3 separate regions of the Homo sapiens genome follow, and regions 2 and 3 are each linked to region 1. A link is a contact called in ENCODE Hi-C or POLR2A ChIA-PET data. All regions are on one chromosome and are shown on one strand. The core of a region is the stretch at or near the end of the contact, and the rest is flanking DNA. Distances in the headings are between cores, read along the strand shown.

What was found. Hi-C counts contacts between places; a loop is a spot of excess contacts on that map. ChIA-PET counts read pairs that join two places held with the same protein, here RNA polymerase II (POLR2A). Pooled maps may share reads with other maps.
Region 2: a loop to region 1 is called in a pooled map, with 10 times the contacts of the local background. The contact joins the promoter of MBD5 here to the promoter of FLJ46875 in region 1. A Hi-C loop is called at or near these places in 1 of 37 single-sample maps with no recorded cell type and 6 of 50 pooled maps. POLR2A ChIA-PET finds 5 or more read pairs at or near these places in 1 of 52 experiments (activated B cell).
Region 3: a map of CD8-positive, alpha-beta T cell shows a loop between it and region 1 (15-fold over the local background). The contact joins the promoter of RBM43 here to the promoter of FLJ46875 in region 1. A Hi-C loop is called at or near these places in 2 of 168 maps with a recorded cell type or tissue (B cell and CD8-positive, alpha-beta T cell) and 8 of 50 pooled maps. POLR2A ChIA-PET finds 5 or more read pairs at or near these places in 1 of 52 experiments (CD8-positive, alpha-beta memory T cell).

Annotation. Positions count from the first base shown.
Region 1 is chr2:156,339,797-156,344,182 of GRCh38, reverse strand. FLJ46875 (a long non-coding RNA gene) reads left to right here and starts at 2,063. Exons shown (of 1, transcript NR_147695.1): 1 at 2,063-4,386. RefSeq lists enhancers at 782-841, 2,049-2,602, 2,603-3,158 and silencers at 1,252-1,861, 2,402-2,501.
Region 2 is chr2:148,019,024-148,023,409 of GRCh38, reverse strand. It overlaps MBD5 (methyl-CpG binding domain protein 5), which reads right to left and starts at 2,319. Exons shown (of 14, transcript NM_001378120.1): 1 at 1,726-2,319. It overlaps ORC4 (origin recognition complex subunit 4), which reads left to right and starts at 2,673. Exons shown (of 14, transcript NM_181741.4): 1 at 2,673-2,777. RefSeq lists enhancers at 2,152-2,251, 2,431-3,028 and a silencer at 2,602-2,761.
Region 3 is chr2:151,259,230-151,263,615 of GRCh38, reverse strand. RBM43 (RNA binding motif protein 43) reads left to right here and starts at 1,753. Exons shown (of 4, transcript NM_198557.3): 1 at 1,753-1,891. The coding sequence starts at 1,889. RefSeq lists an enhancer at 1,670-1,899 and a silencer at 1,940-2,209.

The DNA.
Region 1 (4,386 bases), core at 814-3,313:
TGTCTTTCAACGGAAACATTCCTTTTAAAAACCACACAAACCAGAAATGGGAGCAAAATTGGAGAAAGTGATCTCATTGCATTTTGCTACCCATAATCCATTTGCTCACATGAGAAAACGTGGTGTTGGAAAGGGCCTGTGACATCATTAGACTGTAAATATGTCTGCTGTCCTGTAAATGAGGCAGACTGTGACTAGTTTTTCCTCTTAAAATAGTTTTAATGGTATATTTTAATTCATTATTTTCCTGAAGTGGCCCTAATATATTTTAAGATGTACAAAATTTTAAAATGTCAGAACACCAAATTAATCTACATTTGTTACCTGTCTCCCATGAGACACTGGGTGCTTATGTTTATTTGATAAAACTTTATCCCTGGACACAATATCCTTTAACATCCTAGAATGTAAGGGTAGAAAAGGAACTATCAGTCCTTAATGTTAATGAAGAAAGTGCGGCAGAGAAAGGCCGTGGTTTCTGCAAGGTGGCACAGAAAAGTACAGTGAAGACATAATTAAAACTCAAATTTCTTTATCTTCTAAACCCCAGCTCAGAGAACCTTCTACTATACCACTTTGCCTCACTAGTGAACTAAGAACCATTTCCCCCAACACTAGTAACTCACTCTAACCATGCCAAGTCACTGCAACACCTTGCTTGCATCTGCAAATTTTTATCTATGTCTATATCAGAACCTCAGAAAACATGTTCATAGCTGAGACATTTTGCTCAAGACGAAATACAGTTTTATAGTCTATTAATTGTTGGTCCAAGAAAACAGATTACCTCCAGTTGTATGTGGGTACCTTAATGAGTAGGACAAGTGTCAGGGTGTGTGACAGAATTGCCTGAGTATGGAAGGTAGCAGTGAGAGTCTCCACAAAAATATTAATACTTTCCTATAGAGAAAGCCCCTTTTAAAGTGGGAGCCTTTATTAAAGTCCAGAGTTAAAAAGTAAGCTCTTTAACGTTGAGATTATAGACTTTTAGAAAGTTCATTTATGCCATGTTTCAGGCCTATGCTAAATTCTACGGCAAAAAGACCTGTAAATGCACCGGAGCTGACAGCCTGGGTCCTGGAACCCTTCCTCACGCTGCTACTACGGGGCACCCTTTCTATAATACAACCCCCCGAATGAAAACACTAATGCAAGCCTGGCCCCACAAAAACCTAGATAATGCTTACGTTGAAGACGACAGGTTTTTCGCTTTTGTTTTCGGTTGAGGACTTACTACCCCAAAAACACATCCGACCTGTACTAGAATAGGTGTGTGAGGGAGCGGGAAAAGCTCGGGTCATTTTAACTGGACTAGAAAGGAACACAGCGATCCCCTCACTAAACTTGTCGCCAAGTTCCCTCCTCGCCATCCCAGGGTGCGGGAAAAACCCCCTCCCGCCCCGGGGCCCCGGCAGCACTCGGGGACGCCAGCACGCCGGGCTCCTTCCCACCCGCGAACCGCGCTCCCCGCAGGGCGGGCCGGGGCGGGGAAAAAGGAGCTCGACGCGAAGGGCCGCGGGCGGCCTGGGAAGGGAGGAGGGAGACTTGGGAGGCTGCCGGGCGGTTTTATTGTTTCCTTTCGCCCTCCTCCTACCGCGCCTCCGCCCCAGCGTCACTGGAAAGCCGCCCGAGCCGCCCGGCGGCAGGTTATTTATAGCGCGGGCTGCGCGCGCGTCACGGAGCCCGGCCCGGCTGACGGGGCCGCTGACGCGCTTGGCCGCGGGGCCGAGTCCGCGGGGCTGCGCGCCGGACGCCGGCGACAATGGGCTTCTGTGTGCAGCTGCCGCAGCCGCCGGGGGCCGGGGGCCGGGGGCCGGGGGAGGGGGGCGGGCGACTCCCCGGCTCCCTTCTTGGTCGGCCGCGACCCCCCGAAAGGTAACAGGCCTCTTTCGCCCCCGGCCAGGACCTGGGCCCTGTGGGCTTTTTTTTTTTCCATTTTATCAGTAAGTTCCCCTTGTCCCAGCCTCCGCTTTCACTTCCCGCGTTCCCTCCACCCCAAAAACCGCCCCAACATGTCCAGAGAGGGGCATCTACCCAGCCGCCCAGCCAGGGGCGACCACTTTGTGAGCCCCGGGGAGCGGGACCCGTACCAGGCGCGCCCAGCGGGGGATGCGGTGACCGAGGGGCCGGGAGCGCCGGGCAGGTAACGTATCCTGGACCTAGAGTCGGGGGACTTTGTTTGGGGCGGGAGGAGCGGAACAGGGGTGGGTGTGAACGCCGGACGGCCCTTCCGGGACTCCTGTCCCCCCTCCTTCGCCCCACTCGCCTGCGCGCTGGAAGCCAATCTGGGTGTGTAGCGCGAAGAGCGAAAGAGAAACTTCTGCGTGACTGACTAGATGAGGCTCCTCCCGAGAAGCCGAGATAATAGAGGCCCCCTCTCCCGCCGCCCGCCTTTTTCTCCTCCCCCGGCCGCTCGCTCCTGTCGCCCCACCCCTCGAAGGCTGCGGACCAGCCCCCCACACTTCCCCCTACACCTCTGGCGGGTTCGCGCCGTGGACGCCCCCGCCCTGCGGGAGGAGGGGCTGGCGCGGATTTTAGGGACTTCCTGGGATGCGGAGATCGGCTCTGAACCATCCCCTTTCTGCTGCCCGGAGCTGGGGAAGCTCGCTGTGGAGCGTCTCGCACGTGGCAGGCAGGCAGAGAACTTGCTGCACCTTCTAGGAAATTGCAATCGATTTGTAATGCACTTTCGCTAATTGGGAGTTCAAAATTAAACTTTAATAAAGCATTCGTGTCGTCTCGTCTAATTGTGAAAGCTTCCATCCGTCCTGGTAGATAGACTCTAAGTCTCAAGTTAATGGCGCTAAGCTAGATTTTCCCCCCAAGTACAATTCCGTCAGCCGTCGTCGGCGCAGCTGGATTTCCGTAAGGTACAGATGTTGCTAATGACAGCTTAAGCACGGATGGGCAGATAGCATACGGAATGCAACATGTTGCCATATGGTTCCTTTAGCCTTTCACCTCCAGGGATATCAATCACATATATTCTGGGAGGAACTTAATGACTCTCTGAACAGCAAAATGAATTACCTGGTACAATTTATATCCCTTGACCTGATACGTTATAACAACAGGAAGATAGCATCTCGCAATTTCTGTGGTATAAATTGAACTACAGAGCTACATTTAAAATTCTACATCTATTTGTAGTTTAAGGGGCCCTGTCATATTCTGGCTGTAAAATCTGTTTCTGTATTGCCCATCTCCTTCCCCCTCCTACCTCTGGAGGAAGCAAAATTTATAAAGTTTAGCAAAACTGGTGTCGGAAATTGCCAGTCAACTGATTAATAGATGAAGTATGGAGAAATGGAAAATATGACTTCCAGAGCTACTTACTTCAACAAGAATTAGCCATCTTTAGGAACACCATACTTTTAAGCGTACAAAATTAAAGAACTCCAGAAAATGTATTTTCTGCTAGTTGTTTCAGTATAGCTCCTAAATCTATTCATTAACTATTTGAAATTCTCCATTTATTTTCAAACTTCAACCATTCCTACACTTTGGAAATTACAGAAGACAGTTCTCAGAAATATGAAATACAGGAAATGTAAGTAGCACCTCCTCAGCGAACCAGTTTCTGTACCCACAACCCCATGCACTCACTATTTATGTAGCTTAATTTGAATCATGTACATGGTGGTACTGGTAGTTTGCTTTTTCCTCCCAACATGTCAGTGACAGCATACTTAAGTTGCTGCTTCTCTCCTAGTGGAGTGATTCTGCAATATTTCACAGGTCTCATTTTTAAATATCCTGGTGACTAATAAAATGTTTTAATTGATTGCCTTTAATTTCAGATTATAAACGTGGTTGTCTTACTGTATCCTTTATTTTCTATTCACTAATACAGATAGATCACACGGGAAGACAATACTTTAAGGGCAAAAAGTAAAATAACTTACTAGAATTTCTAAACTTTATGTTTACTTTTACCTACTAAGGGATATCTGAAAGGTAGAGACATACTTTTAAAACTTTTTGCTTCTGGCACTATGTAAACATTAATTCATGTAAACTAATGACTAGCAGAATGCCTAAGATAGACATGAACAGTCTGAAAAAGTATTTACTTTCAGTCATGTCAAGTTTCGGAAAGTGTTAACATTTTGAAAGTTTGTCTATATATCATGTCCTTTCATAATTATTGTGAAATTATAAGACGATGCTTCTCCTTTTTTTTTTCCTTTGTAGTGGCTGATTTGTTACCTAGTGCTTTAGTTCGATAATTTTGATAATTATTATCAAATAAGATCCTTTGTGTGTGTATATAGGAGAAAATCTTATACAGAACACATTAAGATATACATAAGTTATGGCAATCTTGTCTTCTGGGGCTGTTTTTTAAATCTTTTAATGGCTGAGGTTTTATTTCTCTTTGTAGCA
Region 2 (4,386 bases), core at 1,070-3,569, 8.3 Mb after region 1:
TAAATGTCTACTTTTGCACACAGTTGATAATTAAAATTTTACAGAACAAGTTTCTACATATGCAATGCTTCACTGTCACTAAAATATATGTTTTAGCTTTAACCATCAAGAAAATAAAAAATTAGAAGTATTATCATGTCTTTATAATATTTTTGCCAAATATCCTTCTAGATTTATATTTCTTCAATCCTTTCTAGTTGATCAAATTGCTGTTTTCATATTGCCAGTCTGATCACAAAATTGCTGCTTTACAGAAGAATATTTTTTGCTGACATAAATTATGGGATCAGAGATACCAATGCAGTTACAAAAAAAAAAAAAAGGGTGTGAGGGAGAGAGAGCGAGCGAAAGAGAGTGTGTGTATATGCATGTGTGCATCCATCTTCAAGGAAAGAATAAAGAAATGTATATATGAAACAAAATAACACTTTCCAATATAAGCCCTAGTAAAAGGCCTACATCAGAAACATACTTTCTAACATTTGTGAAATAAAATACAGCACTGAATTTTAAAGCTATGCACTAAGAACACATTATACAAAAATGAAGTGATTTTTATCAATATTGTTATTCCATAAACTTAAATCTGGATTTACCTTTCAATTTATAGCTAACTGAAATTAATATACTAACTATAAGTTCATGATTTCTTTGACTCATGAAAACATATTTTAGAAATTTGTGTACTTTTACATACAGTGGGCAATTTGGTTCAGAACCCCAAGAGAAATTGAGATGAAAAACTCATCTCAATTTACAACAGTAAATAAATAATTCAGCTAAAACTGAAAGTGGTACCAATCCAGCAAACTATTGATGGAGAGGTTTGGCCTTCCATGCAGCCAGAACAACATAAAGTTTTCAATGGGGATTACTTGTTCAGACAAGTTACAAAGATTACAAATATACCCAGATTAATTATAAAATAGCTAATATTCTCATCATATGGAAAATAAGTATCAGGAACGTATGTGGGAACAGACAATAGCAGTGGCATTTAAACTTTAAGCATTTTAGAGCTTTGGACTTTATATACTGATATATGAAACAGACATTTAACCAAAAAAAAAGCAATAATGCAAGTCAAAACCTAACCAAAGGCCTCTACCAACTAAAAATTTGAAATTTTCCATGGAAGTCAGACAAAACGAAAAAATGGAAAATGAAACCCTTAAAGCAAAAACCAATCAAGTCTTCCAACACTGAAGTCAATATCCAAATCTCATACAGGACCAAAAAGGGGAAAACACTCAGGTCTACAAATGGATAAGCAGTTCCAATACAATCCAGATCCCGACATTTTCCCACTCAGAAACAAATGCAGTGGAGCTTTTCCTGGAGAAAAAGAGCTCTCCAATGAATTTTTTTTAAGTGACATCTAGAAAGTGTGCCTCTTTCTGTCTCTTTCCCTGGCGCCTCATTGGAGGAAGGAGGGGGTTGTTTTTGTATTCTCCCCCACTGGAGCAAGACACAATCAGATGTTAGATGGAGGAGAGAAACCACTTTTGACAACAGCAAATAAAAATAAAAGTGCCCTTCCTCCCCTGACAGGATGGGCACCCCACCTCACACACCCCTCCCTACTCCAACCCCTCCTTCACCCCCCCCAGCACCACCCCCTCCTCACCCCGGAGCTCCACTGCGTATGTGGTTTGGTGCTACTGTTGCCCCGGAGTGAAAGTCAGAGCCAGAGGAAGGCAATGAAGCCCCCACAGACACACTTACCTTTCCTGCCCCCCACTTTTGAGTGCCTTCCCTGGAGCTGTGGAGGATGACACAAAGGGTAATAAAGGGGGGGAGTGGAGGAGGAGGAGGCGAAGGAGGAGGAGGAGAGCTGGGGAAGTGGCTGCTCCTGGGTGTAGTGAGATGTCTCCAGCCAGGGCCAAGCAGCAGCAGTAGCAGCAGCAGCAGTAGCAGCAGCAGCAGCAACAGCAGCAGCAGCAGCAACAGCAGCAGCAAAGGGTCTGTGTTGCTAAGAGGCTTTTGGTTTCTTTCTCTCCTCCTCTCACGGCCAAAGAGGAGGAGGGTGGAGGGAGGGAGGCGAGTTGGAGGGGTGAGGGGGTAGGAGTCGTGGATGGGGGTTTTCGAAGAAGAAGAAACTCCTTCTCCTCTCTCAGGCTCAATCCCCCTCTCAGGGCTCAGGGCTGGAGGGTGGGGGAAGGAACTCAGCCGCCTTCCCCCCACCCCCCTGAATTCAAGGTTGAAGTGGGGTAGAATTAGTGTCCTGTCCCTTTAAAAATAGAAATAAAAGGTGCCCCCCCTCTGCCACTGCCTCTCTCTTCATCATCAGCTGCTGCTGCTGCTGGGGTCTCTCTGCTTGGGGGGGAGGGGGGGTTCGGGTAGAAGAGACGGGAGGCACTCACTGCGCATGTCCCTCTCTGACGGGTGGCTGGTTGGTTGAAGGCAGGAGGAGGGGGAGGGGAGGAAATGAGCTATTTTCCCAGAAGGCGTCGAGGCGCTAGCGACCCGGAAGACATTGTAGCGGGAGGTACAGGAGCGGGGGCGGGGAGGAGGAGGAAGTCGCTACGCTTTTAACACCCCCAGCTCCCTCCTCCTTCCTAAGGGAAAGTGGAGGAACGGAAGTGGGCGTGGACGGAGACGAAAGGAGGTCACGTGTTTGGGCGGGAGAGGGGCGGGGTGGGAGAGGTAGTGCGTGCGCGGGGCATGCCGGGAGTGGTTGTGTACGGTCCGCAGCGGCAGGTGAAGTCTAGCAGAGGACGCGGCCAGGCGATTCGGTGAAGCGATTCCTGCAGGCGTTGGTTCCCCTCTTTGACCTGGTAAATGCAGGCTTTTATGCGAGAGGTAATGGTGGGGGTAAACTTGCTGCAAACGAAGGCCAGGGGCGTCGGTGGCGCAAGGTGAATCGAAAGTGGGAGGATGGAAGGCTGTGGAGATTGGGAATTGGGAAGGGGGCAGGCTTGTATAGGCCGGGAAGGCCAGGACCAGGCGAGCTCCGTCTTGTGGCCACTCCCGCCCCGTGAGCTTGCCGAGGAATCCTTGACAAGTGCAGGGATCCTGAGTCTACCTCTGCATCGGGGTAGTAGGTGAGGAGCGTGACGGTCCGAGTGTAAGAGAGAAGGGAACTGTGAAGCCTCAGCAATTGACCCTCATGACTGCAGGACGGAGGACTTCTATCTAGGGACAGAGACAAGTCCTCTGTATGCATTTTGACCAGATGCATCACACGCGTTGCTCATATTGGATATTGCGCCCTTCATGCCTTACCTCTCAACCCTCCCTGGTATTCTGGAGTGGCTTTGGGGAAGGAGCAGGCAGGGAAGTCTTGAGTGGAGCTTCCCTCCATGTCTTGCGTTGTTGCTACAACACAAAGCCTTTGCTTTTTCTCGGAGAGGGATGTGGGATTGTGTAGTCCTTAATGTTGAGTTCTACGATTGATGAAGGAGAAGGGACGTGATCAAAGTTTCCCCTTATAGTGTAGATGAGAGTTTTAAAAGGACTGTTTTGTCAAGTTTCTTTGGTTACTATTCTTAGTTTTTGAGCCTTTGGTTTCCCAAATGCCAGCTGTTTTTGCTGAAAATAATGAATTTCTATCATAAAATTAGAATTAACTCAAAATATTTAAGAAAGGATTTATAAATTTACATTAGTAAAGCTTTTATAGTGAAACAGTGCTGGTTCTTTTTCATTGTTTTCATACAATCAATATAAAGCATCACAGTCTCAATATGTTTTGTAAAGATATTTTGAAGGAATATCATCTTTGTATGTTTTTTAAAAACCAAGAATCTAAAATTCTTCGTATTTATTATGTTGGTACTTAATTCTGTTGGGTGGGTTCTTTTTGTTTGTTTTTTGTTTTGAGACGGAGTCTCGCTCTGTCTCCCAGACGAGTGCAGTGGCGCGATCTCGGCTCACTGCAACCTCTGTCTCCTGGGTTCAAGCAGTTCTCCTGCCTCACCCTCCCGAGTAGCTGAAACTACAGGCATGTGCCACCACGCCTGGCTAATTTTTTTGTGTTTTCAGTAGGGACGGGGTTTCACCATGTTGGTCAGGCTGGTCTCGATCTCTTGACCTCAAATGATCCTCCCGCCTCGGCCTCCCAAAGTGCTGGGATTACAGGCGTGAGCCACCGCGCCCGGCCGGTGTAGGTTCTTTAGGTGTACACTATCAGTTAAAGTTACTAATTTTCCACGTTTTGCTTTCTGTAAGTTTGGGCAGTGGACCCCGTTTATGCATCATTGCTTAGCCCTTAGTATCTTCTGTATTGTGTACGGTAATCATGTCCGATGGAATCAAAACTAGACTCCTGTGCTTTAAAATTTTCTTTGTAGTGTAACCAATTGTCTGTCTTTATAGTGTAACCAATTGTCTGCCACTTTGTAATGAAAAAAAAAAATACCAGCAAGGCAGTTAATGTGCCTTAGC
Region 3 (4,386 bases), core at 504-3,003, 5.1 Mb after region 1:
GAGATTACAGGTGTGTGCCACCACGCCCGGCTAATTTTTGTATTTTTAGTACAGACGGGTTTCACCATGTTGCTCAAGCTGGTCTTGAATTCCTGAGCTCAAAATGATCCGCCCACCTTGGCCTCCCAAAGTTCTGGGAATACAGGCGGGAGCCACTTCCCCCTACCTCATTCTGTTTTAAAATCTTCATAGCCTTGTGCCTTACTGATATATCATCAGCCGTATAACAAATAGCTCCATCCAATGATAAACTAGGTGGATCCCAGTTTATAAAAAAATTATTACTACCTGTATTTCAAGCAATGTACAACTAAAATTTCTATACAATATCTTAGTGCCATTTGCGCACTATAACTTCAAGTTCAGTTCTAAAAGTAGAATTGCTGAGACTAAGAATATGTGCATTTTACATTTTTTTGCACTTTACATTTTGATAAAAATCTTTAGAAGTATTTGCATCCATCTATGCTTGCAGCAACTCTGATGCTTACATTCAGGCTAACACTTTCTGGTTTTGCAGATCTAGTTGTGAAAAATGGTATCTTATTATTTCAATTTACATTTCTTAGGAGTGGGATTGGGTTTCTTCATATCTGCTAGCCATCTACCTTTGTTCTTCATGCATTCATTGATTTGATTTTGAAGTTTGTCCAGAGATTCCCTGTGTCCCCACAGGCGCCATTCGGGGTTCCTGTGCTAAGGCATGGACAAGGTGGTGAGCTCTCTGCTGGCAGGGACCTGGCGCTCTCATCCTGTGTCCTTAGCACCCGGCAGAGGTCCAAGAGGGCTCCTGGTCTGGGCTGGGAAGGTGACCAACACGGCGTTGGGGGTTGAGGTGGGGGTTGGGGAACTGGGGTAGGTTGTGCAGAGGAAAAGGCCCAGGTGAGCGGTGGGGGAAGGGGAAGAAGTCTGGACAGATAATAAGGGCGTAGGAAAGACATCCAGATTTCACTGAGTGCAGGGCTTTTTAAAACTGATGTTAGAAAAACTTGATTTGCTGTTGTAAAAAACCATCTGTGTGAAGTAGAAATTGATATCAATAACATGATAGAGAATACGTTCTAAAAAGTAAAGGTAGCTGGATGTAAAATTCTGGCAGAAGTTTAATATCCTAGATGGTTAGTTTGAGGCCAGCAACTAATGAGGATAAAAGCCTTCTCCATGGAAAATTTTGGACAGTTATCTGGAGAAATATTACAGTGCGCATCAACCAAATTGAAATGTTTTCAAAAGTGTTGTAAAGTTTCATGTAGTAAAAAGGTTTTAGCCACATGCCCTTCAATTTCATGGCATCGAATATATAAACACAGAAGAGAGCATGCATGCAAGATATTTAACTCCCTTACATGATAATGCATGCGATTCAAAACTATCATGACATCTAGGGCTCTCTGCAACTACGAGATGATTGATGTTAGGAAAAGCGTAGCCCCCCAGTATCAACACAGGAAGCGGCCACCACCTACTATGTGTTTTCCCTTTTTGCGTTTTTTCTTTTTTTAAATCAACTCTGCCGTTGTTGCTGCTGCTTAGCAAAACGGGTAAAAACAAAATTGCAATCACTGATGCATCACCCAGAGAATTCCCAAATTTCCTGTCGAGGAATCCTCTCGGCCTCTCTCCAGAGTGCTTCCACAAGTTGCAAAACTACGGAGGGCGTCTGGGCAGGCGCTGGCAACAGCACTCCTGAGTCCGAGCTCCCACTCAGAGGCCACGAGGTCGCAGAACAGCCGGATCGGGTGGAAGGACCGCCCTTTTCTTCGTAGCCTCCAAGGGAGCTGGAACAAAAAACGAAACCAAAACCTGCCTGCTCGCTCCTCTCCCCATCGCCTGCGTTCCGCTGGTTGTGGGCTTTCTGCGGCCGCTGAGGGCGCGTCTCCCCTCCGCCATGGCAAGTTGCTTTTGCTTTGGGTTTTGCGGTGCAGGTCCGTGCCTGTACCGTCGCCATGGTCCCCTAGAAGGGCGCGGAACCGGGCGCGACGGGCCAGGGTGCAGGGCTGCGCGGGAGGGGGCGGCGCACGGAGGGGCCCCAGGGACCCCGGGGGCCCCGGAGAGCCGTCCACCCCGGCGGGCAAACTCAGGTCAGCCTCGCTGCACCCTTCCCAGGTGGCGGCATTGCGCGCTCCTGAAATTCACGTACGGCGGTGCAGTATAGGCCCGCTCCAGAGGCTCAGGACTAGGCTGTCACCTCCCACACCCACTGCCCAGGCGACGGGGACGCCGCCGTTCGTCGAGGAGCTGCTTCGCAGGCTGTTAGGGCTTAACTGTTGTCCTCCCACGCCTCGGGGGGAACAAAAGTGGCCTGATTAGCCAGAAATGGAGGTCACAGCTGCCTTTTGAAAAGGGCTAATAAGAACGATTCGAGCCAAGGACGCAAGTCAGGAAGACATCCTCATGTCTTATGTCTGCCTTGGTGCGAATTCTTGTCTTAGCAAATTCAAAATTTATCCTTCTGTGTTTTGTTTTGTTTCCATCAATCGCTTAAAAGCCTTGGCAAGGCCTTTAATTCCTGCTCTGAAATGCTAGAGTCCCGGAAATGCAAAAGCAAGTACGTTTTTGTTGACCTGGTGGCGGTAGAGGCGTCGTCATTGAAAATAAACAACTGATTTTGAGAAAATCAATATAAACAAATGCAGTCAATGAATCTTCTGTTTCTTCCCAATGCCTTACTTACAAAAGTAAAGTTTTGCTATATACTTTTTGCTTTCTGATAAGATGGCCAAGTCTGTTATAACACAATACTGATGCAAGGAAATGCGCCATCACGTTAGTATGTCTTGGCTAAAAGCTGCTCGTTTCAAAGTCCTTGAAAGGACTGTCTTTCTCTAGGCATTTCTTTATCTTAATCGTGGGTAGAAGAGATGAACAACCCTCATTATTCATAATTGACCTCAGTAAAATTATCTATGTTAGCCATACTTTCTCCAACCTATGAAAGGGAGTTAAGGACAAATATTGGCAAGTCATTGAAGTACTAATTCATTAGATGATTCATAGAAACTAGTTCTTACCAAACAAAATTTACATCTTTATGTTTTTTTCTTCTAAAAATACTGGTTCAGGGAGAAGTTTCTTTGATTTTAAAGATAAATTACCAGTAGACATTCGAATAAAGAAATATGGTATTAGTACTAATGAGGGCATAGAGCTGAAGTAAGATTTCCTGAGTTTAAATTGATTGCATGTTTTTCTTTGATATTGTTGGGGTGCAGAAAATGATCTCCCTGCCCGGCACGGTGGCTCACGCCTGTAATCCCAGCACTTTGGGAGGCGAAGGAGGGCGGATCACTTGAGGTCAGGAGTCTCTACTAAAAATACAAAAATTAGCTGGGCGTGATGGCATCCACCTGTAGTCTCAGCTACTGGGGAGGCTGAGGTGGGAGGATCACTTGAGCCCAGGAGGCGGAGGTTGCAGGGAGCCAAGATCACGCCATTGTTCTCCAGCCTGGGCAACAGAGCGAGGCGCTGTCTAAAAAAAAAAAAAGACTTCGAGAGGCCGAGGGGGGAGCGGATCACGAGGTCAGGAGTTTGAGACCAGCCTGGTCAACATGGTGAAACCCCATCTCTACTAAAAATACAAAAATTAGTCGGGCATGGTGGCTGATGCCTGTAGTCCCAGCTACTCAGGAGGCTGGGGCAGGAGAATCGCTTGAACCCGGGAGGTGGAGGTTGCAGTGAGCCAAGATCGCGCCACTGCACTCCAGCGTAGGTGACAGAGCTAGACTCCATCTCAAAACAAACAAACAAACAAAAAACAAGAAAAGAAAAAGATCTCCCAAAAGAAATAAAAACAAATGCAGTGAGTGAATCTTCTATTTCTCCCTAGTGCTTCACTTAGAAAAATAAAGTTTTTCTTTATGCCTTTTTTGCTTTCTGATATGATGGCCCTGCCTTTATTCTTACATTGACAGGGTTGAGCATTTCTGTTTTTTTGTAACCATATTTAAATTTTCAATGTTTTTATTTTTATTTTTTTTGAGACAGAGTCTCACTCTGTCACCCAGGCTGGAGTGCAGTGGTGCGATCTTGGCTCACTGCAACCTCCACCTCCTGTGTTCCAGCCATTCTGGTTCCTCAGCCTCTGGAGTAGCTGGGATTACAGGCGCCTGCCTCCACTAATTTTTGTATTTTTAGTAGAGATGGCGTTTCACTATGTTGGCCAGGCTGATCTCGAACTCCTGACTTCAAGTGATCTGCCCACCTCATCTTCCCAAAGTGTTGGGATTACAGCCGTGAACTACTGCACCTGGCCTTTTTTAAGACTTAGCAGGTTTGGTCTAAAGGTGAAAAACCGATAATAATGTAAACAGTAAATATTGTTTATAGCAGGTCCCAATAGTGTGCTATGATTACTTTTTCTCCTTTTGGTCCAGTGTTATGTGTATT